2 separate regions of the Homo sapiens genome follow, and region 2 is linked to region 1. Evidence: read pairs that join two places in POLR2A ChIA-PET (ENCODE). Cell type or tissue: K562. All regions are shown on one strand. Links, peaks and the distances in the headings refer to the core of each region. The heading gives the core; the rest is flanking DNA. Region 1 has its middle 9.9 kb from the start of LINC00173. Region 2 overlaps LOC105370007 (a long non-coding RNA gene).

What was found. ChIA-PET counts read pairs that join two places held together with the same protein. Peaks named below come from ENCODE experiments on the same cell type or tissue, not always from the same donor. Only the 100,000 strongest peaks of a DNase experiment are listed, where the experiment ranks them.
Region 2: POLR2A ChIA-PET joins it to region 1 with 5 read pairs; 4 of 35 experiments call an interaction of 5 or more read pairs at or near these places.

The regions. Positions count from the first base shown.
Region 1 is chr12:116,540,652-116,546,027 of GRCh38, forward strand. No RefSeq gene overlaps it. Among named protein-coding and RNA genes, the nearest start is that of LINC00173, 9.9 kb to the left of the region's middle. In K562, for the core only: no CTCF peak of the experiment used is centred there; a DNase peak (open chromatin) is centred at 2,100.
Region 2 is chr12:116,482,930-116,488,305 of GRCh38, forward strand. It overlaps LOC105370007 (a long non-coding RNA gene), which reads right to left. Exons shown (of 3, transcript XR_945394.3): 2 at 4,833-4,975; 3 at 1,469-1,724. Among named protein-coding and RNA genes, the nearest start is that of LINC02457, 30 kb to the right of the region's middle. In K562, for the core only: no CTCF peak of the experiment used is centred there; no DNase peak of the experiment used is centred there.

The DNA.
Region 1 (5,376 bases), core at 188-5,187:
TAAAGTGAATTCAGTGGCATTTAGTACTTTATAGCGTTATGTGACCATCACCTTTATCTAACTCCAAGACATTTTCATTACGTCAAAATGAAACTCCATAACCTTTAAGTAGTCACGCCCCATTCCCTTCTCCCCGACAACCCCTGGTAACCATCAAACTGCTTTCTGTTTCTGTGGATTTATCTATTCCGGATGTTTCATGTAAGTGGAATCCTACAGTATCCTTGTGGTTCTGGCTTATTTTACTTAGCATAATATCTTTAAGGTCCATCCATGTTGTAGCATGAATCAGTGCTTCATTCCTTTTCATGACTGAATAATATTCCATTGTGTGGATAAACACAACTTGTTTACCCACCCACCCATTCATTGATGGACATTTGAGCATTTCCATCTTTTGGCTATTGTGATTAGTTAAGTAAGTTTAGTTTAGTTTAGTTTTTAAGATGGAGTCTTGCTCTGTCTTCCAGGCTGTAGTGCAGTGGCATGATTTTGGCTCACCACAACCTCCACCTCCTGGGTTCAAGCAATCCTCCTACCTCAGCCTCCCAAGCAGCTGGGATTACAAGTGTGTGCCCCCATGCCTGACTAATTTTTGTATTTTTAGTAGAGATGGGATTCCTCCATGTTGGCCAGGCTGGTCTCAAACTCCTGACCTCAAGTGATCCACCTGCCTCGGCCTCCCAAAGTACAGGGATTACAGGCATGAGCCACCGTGCCTGGCCCAAATAAGTTTACTTTAAAAGGAAATTCTACATCACTACAGTAAACGGGAAGCCAATATTTTTATAATACACAATACAATACCTACATAACTATTAGAAGGACAAATTTCATCTTTGTAGGTCATAAAAATCATCCTGTGAACTATCAGATGCAATCGTAAAAAGGCTGGGCTCAGGGAGTGGTCGGACTTGAGTTCAAATCCTGACTTTGCCATCTGTGTGACTCTGGGCAAGTGTCCTGTCCTCCCTGAACCTCAGTTTCTTTATTTGTAAAATGATAAGACTTAATATTCCTTCCTCTTGTAGTGGTTATGGGAATTAAGATCATGAGTGGCCTGGCAGAGTGGCTGCCACCTGTGATCCCAGCACTTTGGGAGGTCAAAGCAGGAGGATGGCTTGAGGCCAGGAATTCAAGACCAGCCTGGGCAACATAGCAAGACCCCATCTCTACAAAAAGTTTAAAAAATTAACTGCGTGTGGTGGCACACACCTGTGGTCCCAGCTACTCGGGAGGCTAAAGTGAGAGGATCACTTGAACCCAGGACTTTGAGGCTGCAGTAAGCTATGATCGTGCCACTTCACTCCAGCCTGGGCTTAATAGGGCAAGACCCCATCTCTAAAAAATAATATTTTAAATAAATAAATAAAACCATGTGTAAAGTGTTAGAACCATGCCAGGTACATAGCAAGCCCTTCGAAACACAAAAGCTGGTAGGTAAAACTACAGGTCATACACCCACTAGCGGTCAATATATTAGCAGCTAACAAAGTAAATATTTGTTGTGTGCCAGAAACTGGGTGAAGCACCTTCCAGGTGTTATGTCATCTTCTCAGGGTTCTAAGAGGCAAATATTATTATCCCCATTTCATAGATTGGAGAACAGAGGCAAAGAGAGGTGGAGCCAGTAGTCAAACATTCATGAAAGTTTAGGCCGGGCATGGTGGTTCACGTCTGTAATCCCAGCACTTTGGGAGGCCGAGGTGGGTCGATCACCTGAGGCCAGGAGTTCGAGACCAGTCTGACCAACATAGTGAGACCCTGTCTCTACTAAAAATGCAAAAATTAGCCAGATGTGGTGGTGTGTAGTCTTAGCTACTCGGGAAGCTGAGGCAGGAGAATTGCTTGAACCCAGGAGGCAGAGGTCGCAGTGAGCTGAGATCATGCCACTGCATTCCAGCCTGGGCGACAGAGCGAGACCCTGTCTTGAAAAAAAAAAAAAGTTCATAAAAGTTCATACAGTGCAGGACTTGAACTCCAGGAAAGTTAAACGACAGTATGAGAAGTAACTAAGAATCACCTCCGGTGGAAAGTGGCCCCGGGGCAGGGGTGATTCATCGCAAAATGGCTTCCTGAGCCCCTGAGGTCCAGCCTGGGCAGTGGCAGTGCGCGGCAATCCTGGCCCAGTGGCTCTGTCCTTCTTGGATTCCTTCCAGCAATGTCTCTTTATCAAGTCGCTCTTCCTCGGGTCTGCCAAGACTAGTCTCCCTGAGAGACTGCTCTCAGCCTTCACATCTTTTCTAGTTGATATCCCTCTAGCAGTTAATGGCTTCACCTGCCCTTCCTGTATTCCATCACCCAAAGACAAATCCAGTGTCCCTAAAACCTCACCTGTGCTCTGCAATCTCTCTCACTAGTTCCACGCTGCATCTGAGCCCTCGAGACTGCCATACAGCCTCTTACTAATTATCCACCCTGGTGCAAAAATTAGCACGTCTCAGGTTCACATGTATCCATTATACCTTCACCGATAGGGATGCAGTCTGCATAATTCACAGTTTTAGTCTGCATGGGGAATCCTGTCTCACCCATTGGCAACACTAGCATGGGGGTTGTATTACTCTTCTAGGGCTGTTGTAACTAATCACACAAACTTCGGGGGTTAAAACAACAGAAATTTATTTTCTCATGGTTCTGGAGGCTGGAAGTCTGAAATCAAGGTGCAGGCAGGGCCAAGCTCCTTCTGAAGGCTCTAGGGGACAATCCCTCCTTGCCTTTTCCAGCTTCTAGTGGCTCCTAGAATTATATTATTATTTATTTTTTGAGACAGAGTCTCACTCTGTTGCCAAGGCTGGAGTGCAGTGGCGCAATCTCAGCTCACTGCGACTTCTGCCTCCCAGATTCAATTGATTCTCCTGCCTCAGCCTCTTGAGTAGTTGGGACTACAGGCATGTGCCACTACACCCAGCTAATATTTGTATTTTTAGTGGAGACAGGATTTCGCCATGTTGGCCAGGCTGGTCTCGAAATCCCAACCTCAAGTGACCTGCCCGCCTCGGCCTCCCAAAGTGCTGGGATTACAGGCATGAGCCACCGCACCCGGCTGGCCCCTAGAATTCTTTGGTTGGTGGCTGCATACCTCCAGTCTCTGCTCTGTCTTCACATGACCTGCCTCATGCATTTTTGTGTGTCCTTTTCTGTCCCTCATAGGACACTTGCCACTGGATTTAAGGCCTGTCCTCATTCAGGATGATCTCATCTTGAACCTGGCCTAATTACATCTGCAAAAACCCTATTTCCTAATAAGATGACATTCTGAGATTCTGAGTGGATATGAATTTTAGGGGACAGTTTTCAACCCCCTGGATGGGGCTTCACAGAGAAGAGGTGCCTGGTAGTCTTTGTAACTGGCTTATTGTATATTTCAACACCCTGGACACACACATAAAAGGGTTCTTCTCTCAAGACAATTGTCAATGACATTCTTGCCAATCTCCTTTTCCCAGTCCTTTGTGGCATCATGAACAGATCCTGTAACTTTCTGGCCACTTCCCAATATTGAAAAGGCCAAGCCAGAGAGTCTGGCTCTGTCGCCCCGGCTGGAGTGCTGTGGCGTGATCTCAGCTCACTGCAACCTCTGCCTCCTGGGTTCAAGTGGTTCTGCTGCCTCAGCCACCTGAGTAGCTGGGACTACAGGCAAGTGCCACCATGCCCAGCTAATTTTTGTATTTTTAGTAAAGCCGATGTTTTGCCATGTTGGCCAGGCTGGTCTTGAACTCCTGGCCTCAAGTGATCTACCCACCTCAGCCTCCCAAAGTGCTGGGATTACAGGTGTGAGCCACCATGTCCGGCTGCCAGTTTACTTTAAAACAGCCACCTAGTCCCCATCTCCTAACTCAGGTTTGACGCACAGCCTGAGGAAACTGGAGAGGACCTGGCCACCTTTTGCTTCCTTCTCCCCGTGTTTCTGGCTCCCAAAGTACACCAAGGAGGAGGATTTCATGGGCAAACAAATTTGGCCAATGCTGCATTAAACCAAGTTACCCAGATGTCTCTACTTCAGGGTCAGTTGATGTGTGAATGTTCATCCAAGAACAGGTGGTTTCCAAACTTCTTCAGCCCAGGACACTATTTTTCCACAGAGCGTCCTACCTCCCTAGTGTTCCCCAGAGCACACTTTGTGAAACACCACACAATAAAAAGTACTGCCAAATATAAAGTATATCCACAACTATTACGTTTGCATAGCAATAGAAGATGAGTTTTTGAGTAAACACAGCAACTGTGGAACAGTTTTGTGATTTATTCAGAAAACTGGCTCCAAGATCGCTGTGGACAAGACCCAACTTGGCTGGGAGATTGTAATCCCTCAGTAGAGCCACGTGGACAGTGAAGCTGGCCGAAGTTTACTCTGAGAAAGGATCAGAGACTGAAATTGCTCTGATTTTCCTAAACCCAGCTTCTGTAGTCAGGAAGAGGTAACTGTCATATTTAAAGGCAAGTACTTTCAGGAAAAATTTGCATGATAGTGTGGTCCTATAAGTTATGCAATTCTATTATGCAAATTCAATGATAGGGACTCGGCAGATGATAATAATAATAATATAATAATAAGAGAAAAGATAGAATTAACAAATGCAAGTGGCAAGCAAAGCCTCGCCTTCTTCTCCTGGTGTAGATCTCGGATCCACCCAGTAATCTCTGCTCCCAAGGGCCTCTCAGCCTCAAGCATGAGTCTAGTATTTAAATATCTGTTGTTTTCGTATCCTACGACTTCTAAAAGCCGACCAACTTCAGCTGGTCCTCAGCTGGACAATTGGCAACCTCTTCTGATGCTGGAGAAAACCAGGCTGCCCTGGACTGATGGGGAGAAATTGACCAGCTCCCAACTTAGTGTCTTTCTAAGGATTTCCAAGGATAATTTCTGACCATTGTCTGTTCTCCCTAGAAGCTTTTTTTTTTTTTTTTTTTTTTTTGAGGCAGAAATCACACCACTGGAGTCCAGTGACTCGATCTCTGCTCACTGCAGTCTGTGCCTCCCAGGTTCAAGCAGTCCTCTCACCTCAGCCTCCCGAGTAGCTGAGACTACAGGCATGCACCATCATGCCCAACTAATTTTTGTATTTTTGGTAGAGACATGGTTTCGCCACATTGCGCAGGCTGCTCTCCAACTCCTGGCCTCAAGTGATCAGCTCCCCAGACCTCTCAAAGTGCTAGGAATACAGGCATGAGCCACTGCACCGGCCACCCCAGGAGTTTATCGAGTCACACGACCATGCCATTGAGGCTCCCCTGTAGTCTCAAAACTGAATTGAATCTAGTTTTGTCCATATAATCAAGGAGAATATTTTCTGAAAGCCAGGATTAACCCAACAATTGGATATCACGGGGGCCATCGAGGTGATAAGATGTGAGGAAAGTCAACCAAGCTCA
Region 2 (5,376 bases), core at 154-5,153, 58 kb before region 1:
GCTGAGCTGAATCCTTTTGCTTAATTCTGAAGACAGGAGGCTCTGGAAATGGACCCCTGAGGATTCTCCACCCCAGGTTAGGCCACTGGTTGACTCATTCCAAAAAACTAAAGTACGTGGGGTGCGGTGGCTCACGCCTGTAATCCTAGCACTTCGGGAGGCTGAGACAGGAGGATCTCTTGAGGCTGTGAGCTCAAGACCAGCCTGGGCAACACACCAAGACCTTGTCTCTACAAAAATTAAAAAAAATTAAAAAAAAAAAAATGCTGAGCATGGTGGTGTGTGCCTGTAGTGCTAGCTAGTCAGGAGGCTGAGGCAGGAGGATCACTTGAGCCCAGGAGTTCAAGTTTACAGTGAGCCATGATTGTGCCACTGCTCTCTAGCCTGGGTGACAGCACAAGACCCTGCCTCAATTTAAAAAAAAAAAAAAGCCTGTGAGTCCTGAGACATGCTGTAAATACAGATGAAGCTTCATTCACTTGCCCGCTGCTCACCTCCTGCTGTGCAGCCTCGTTCCTAACGGGCCACCAATACCAGTCCATGGCTGGGGGTTTGGAGACCCCTGCTATAGATTTCTCAACTCTGGACTCTCGCATGAATGGCATCTTACCATATGTAGTCTTTTCTGACCAATTTCTTTCATTTAACATAATGTTTTTGAGGTTCATTCATGCTGTAGCTAGTGTCAGTACTTCCTTCTATGGCCAAATAACATTCCACTGTGCAGATATATCACATTGTGTTTATACATTCAAATATTCATGGACATTTGGGTTTTGTCCACTTTTTGGCTATTATGAATAATGCTGCTATAGCATTCAGCTACAAGTCTTTATGTGGGCATATATTTTCATTTCTCTTGGAGTATTTGCTGTTTTTATTGCTTTCTTTTATTCCTGGTCATGTTTTATTTATTTCGAGATTTCAAATAACAGAACATGAAATGGTTAATGGTTATACACAGAGAAGGCACGAGTTTAACTGAGCCTTAAGAAATACTGCTCTATGTGATAAAGTGCCTTGATAAAGTGGACAGGAACTCTCCTGAATGGCAATGATCATGTCTGATATTTCTTTTGGATCTATGGCAATTGCTCAGCCAGTGCTGGCTGAGTGACCTGAATGCTTAAATCAATTCAGATTCTACAAATGTTTACTGAGCTGAGTCTTTTCCCCGTGCCTGGGTACATTTATCTTGCAAGGCATAGAAGATCGTATGGCACAAATATTCATTCCCATTTTACAGATGGGGAAACTGAGTGAGGAGCGAAGGCCACAGCCCTGTGGCTTTAAGGAGTACTGGAAAATTGAACTGTGAGAAGTCATCAGTTGCACAGGTGTAGCAATGCACTTTGTATTCCGTTGGCTTCCCCATGGGAATTGGAAGCCGGGGGAGGGGGGGCGGGGTGGGGTCTGCTTTAAGCAGGAAAATCTGGGTTGTCCCAACAGATACACGATCTGGTGTTACTCGTTTTACAAAATTTCTTTATTGCACAAAATAACTGAAGATCACGGTCCTTGCTGGGTTCCCGGGAGGCCGGTGCTTTTCAGTGCTGCCGGCTGCAGAGTGCATCACTTCACACGCCAGCTGGGCTTCTGGCGGAGTTGTAAGTCAAAGTTTTGTAAATTAGATCGTATTTTAGGGAAGAGATAAAAGAATAAGACTCTGAATCTTTGAGAAGGATCTGTGTGTGTGGCGATAATCAGAACCGGATTTATGATTCCTGTAAAGACAAAAATCAGAGATAAATGTCAACAACGCCAGGAATCCCGTGATAATTAATTAAGAGCCTATGTGTGTAACAGGCACTGTCCTAGCTTTCAAGATTTTTTTTTTCATTTAAATCTTGCACAAGCAGAAGCATTGACCACAAAAATTGTGTTTGAGGTAGGTGTTATTGATCGCCAGCTTAAGAGTTGGGGAAACTGAGGCTGGGGAATATTAAGTAACTTGCCCAAGGTCACAAGAACTAAGAGGTAGAGTTCGAATTCCAACCAGACCCATACTTGTTTTTATTGTTTTATTTTGTTTTTGTTTTCTTTGGAAGCACTGGTTCTTTCCAGGAGACAGTCCACGGTTATGTGTCAACTCAGAGGTCAAACTGCTTGGCTGGAGCCCCAGCTTCATCCCTTACTCTCTGTGCATCTGTTTCCTGGGCTGTAAAATGAACTGCAAAAGACCTACCCTAAAACATGGCCGTGAAGTTCAATTTATTTAAAGCGCCTGGCACACAGCAAGTGCTTAATAAGTGCTAGCAATCATCATGCTGAACTGCTCTTGTAATAAAAGGATCCTTTCGTTAAATAAATTAAATAAATTGAACTTCACAGCTCTGTTTTAGGGTAGGGCTTTTGCGGCTCATTTTACAGCATTTATCAAGCACCTACAGTTCACAGCATAGCCCAATGCCCCAACATCATTCTACGCTAGGATTATAATTGGATCATCCCTATTCCGTAGTCGCTTACTCACTGTGGGACTTTAGCAAACTGCTTAACCTCTCTGAGCCACAGTTTTGGTAAAAAGAGGCAATAAGCCAGGCGCGGTGGCTCACGCCTGTAATCCCAGCACTTTGGGAGGCCGAGGCGGGCAGATCATGAGGTCAGGAGATCGAGACCATCCTGGCTAACACGGTGAAACCCCGTCTCTACTAAAAATACAAAAAAAATTAGCCAGGCGTGGTGGCGGGTGCCAGTAGTCCTAGCTACTTGGGAGGCTGAGGCAGGAGAATGGCGTGAACCCAGGAAGCGGAGCTTGCAGTGAGCCAAGATTGCGCCACTGCACTCCAGTCTGGGCGACAAAGGGAGTCCATCTCAAAAAAAAAAAGGCAATAGCACTCACTCCCAAAAGGGCCACGGTGATGATTCAGTGAGCTACACAAGGTAAAGTGACTTAAATTAGGAATCACTCAGATGGCAGTCCTTATTATTATCATTAGTATTGTTATTTGAGATGGGATCTCGCTGTTCATCCAGGCTGGAGTGCAGTTGTGCAACGATGGCTCACTGCAACCTTAAACTCCTGGGCTCAAGTCATCCTCTCACCTTGGCCTCCCAAGTAGCTGGGACTATAGGCATGCACTGTCAAACCCAGCTAATTTTTAAAAAAATTTTTATAGAGATGGGGGTCTTGCTATATTGCACAGGCTGGTCTTCAACTCCTGGGTTCAAGTGATCTTCCCATCTCGGCCTCCCAAAGCTCTGAGATTACAAGGGTGAGCCACAGTGCCCAGCCAGTCCTTGTTATGATTATGTGCTAGGAATTTTACACATGCCCTTTCCAGTGAATCTCACCACAATTCTAGGTTTTAGCTTTAAGAGGAGAAGGCTGAGGTCAGAGAGGTCAGTAACTCTCCAGGTGCCACCAATGGTCTGGGGTGGAGCAGGGCTTAGTGCTGAGGCCCATCAGGCATTGAACGTGCCCTGAAGGTTATCTATAGAACAGCCATTCCTGGCCAGGCGCGGTGGCTCACGCCTGTAATCCCAGCACTTTGGGAGGCCGAGGTGGGTGGATTATGAGGTCAGGAGATTGAGACCATCCTGGCTAACACGGTGAAACCCCATCTGTACTAAAAATACAAAAAATTAGCTGGGTGTGTTGGCGGGCGCCTGTAGTCCCAGCTACTCGGGAGGCTGAGGCAAATACAAAGAATTAGCTGGATGTGGTGGTGCGTGCCTGTAGTCCCAGCTACTCAGGAGGCTGAGGCAAATACAGAGAATTAGCTGGATGTGGTGGTGCGTGCCTGTAGTCCCAGATACTCGGGAGGCTGAGGCAAATACAGAGAATTAGCTGGATGTGGTGGTGCGTGCCTGTAGTCCCAGATACTCGGGAGGCTGAGGCAAATACAGAGAATTAGCTGGATGTGGTGGTGCGTGCCTGTAGTCCCAGATACTCGGGAGGCTGAGGCAGGAGAATGGTGTGAACCTGGGAGGCAGAGCTTGAATTGAGCCGAGATTGCACCACTGCACTCCAGCCTGGGTGACAGAGCAAGACTCCGTCTCAAAAAAAAAAACAAAACAAAAAAAAACAGAACAGCCATTCTTCTCTACCCCTGCCCCCTGATTTTATTTGGGTATACACCATCCCATGTATAGAGAATGAGACTTATCCCTACTCCCAGAGGAACATGTGAATGTGAGTGTTCTGGGAATGAGATTCCAAGAGGACAATAGACGTGCAAGAAATTTACTGAGATGCCTGTGAAGGATAAGAGAAAGAGAGCAGGAGTGGTCAGGGAAAATCTTTAGGGTGTGATGTGGGTCTGACACCTGGGAAAAGAGAGGGGGAAGGAAGGAGGACTGGGTTGGAAGAGGTTCAGGCTGCAGCCCAGCTCTGAGAAAGTCTCAGCCAGGCTGATGGGGAGTTAGAGTCCCACACTGGGCAGAAGTGCCCAGTTCTAGGCATGGTGGCTCACGCCTTTAACCCCAGCACTTTGGGAGGCCAAGGCGGGTGAATCACTTGAGGCCAGGAGTTTGCAACCAGCCTGGCCAACATGGTGAAACCCCGTCTCTACTGAAAATACGAAAATTAGCCAGGCATATTGGCACATGCCTGTAGCCTCAGCTACTCGGGAGGCTGAGACAGGAAAATTGCTTGAACCCGGGAGGCAGAGGTTGCAGTGAGCCAAGATCATGCCACTGCACTCCAGCCTGAGTGACAGAGTGAGACTCTGTCTCAAAAAAAAAAAAAAAAAGAAGAAGAAGAAGAAAAAGAAGTGCCAGCTCTAGAACCCGCACTATACAGTTCCTGTCTGGGAGCAGTCTGGGGAGAGCAGAGTCTCTGCATGAAGCAGATCCAATGGTGCAGCACCCATAGGCTGTCAGATACCTACCCTCCCCACAGCAGGTTCTCTTGAAGGGAGATCTGAGCGGTGCAGCTCCATGGCCACCACAGGTACATGTCCTTAGGCCAAGTCAATCAAAGCAATTTCACTGCCCTTGGTAGCGCCTGGTTTGGGCAGAGTAGATGATGCCCCTGGATCAATGAGACATACGGGAAGTCTACTGAGGGGTTTGTGGGAAAGGTGTTTTTCTTCTACCTCTCACCTCTCAATGCAGCTATATGAGGATGTGGTGTCTGGAGCTGTGGCAGCCACCTTGAGATCATGAAGTGACAAGCATGAAGGCAAAAGCCAATACGCTCAAGGTAGAGTAGGGAGATGGAAAGAACATGGAGCCTTGATGACATCAGTGTGTCCCTGAATTAACCACCCTGGAATATCCTCCCTCAAGAAACTTGTCAGTTGAGATCACAGGTCTCTTATTGCTTAAATTATCTACTGCTATGTAACAAATTACCCCCAAACTTAACAGCTTCCTAACAACAAACATTTATATCGTACACAGTTTCCAGGAACCAGGAATCAAGAAGCAGCT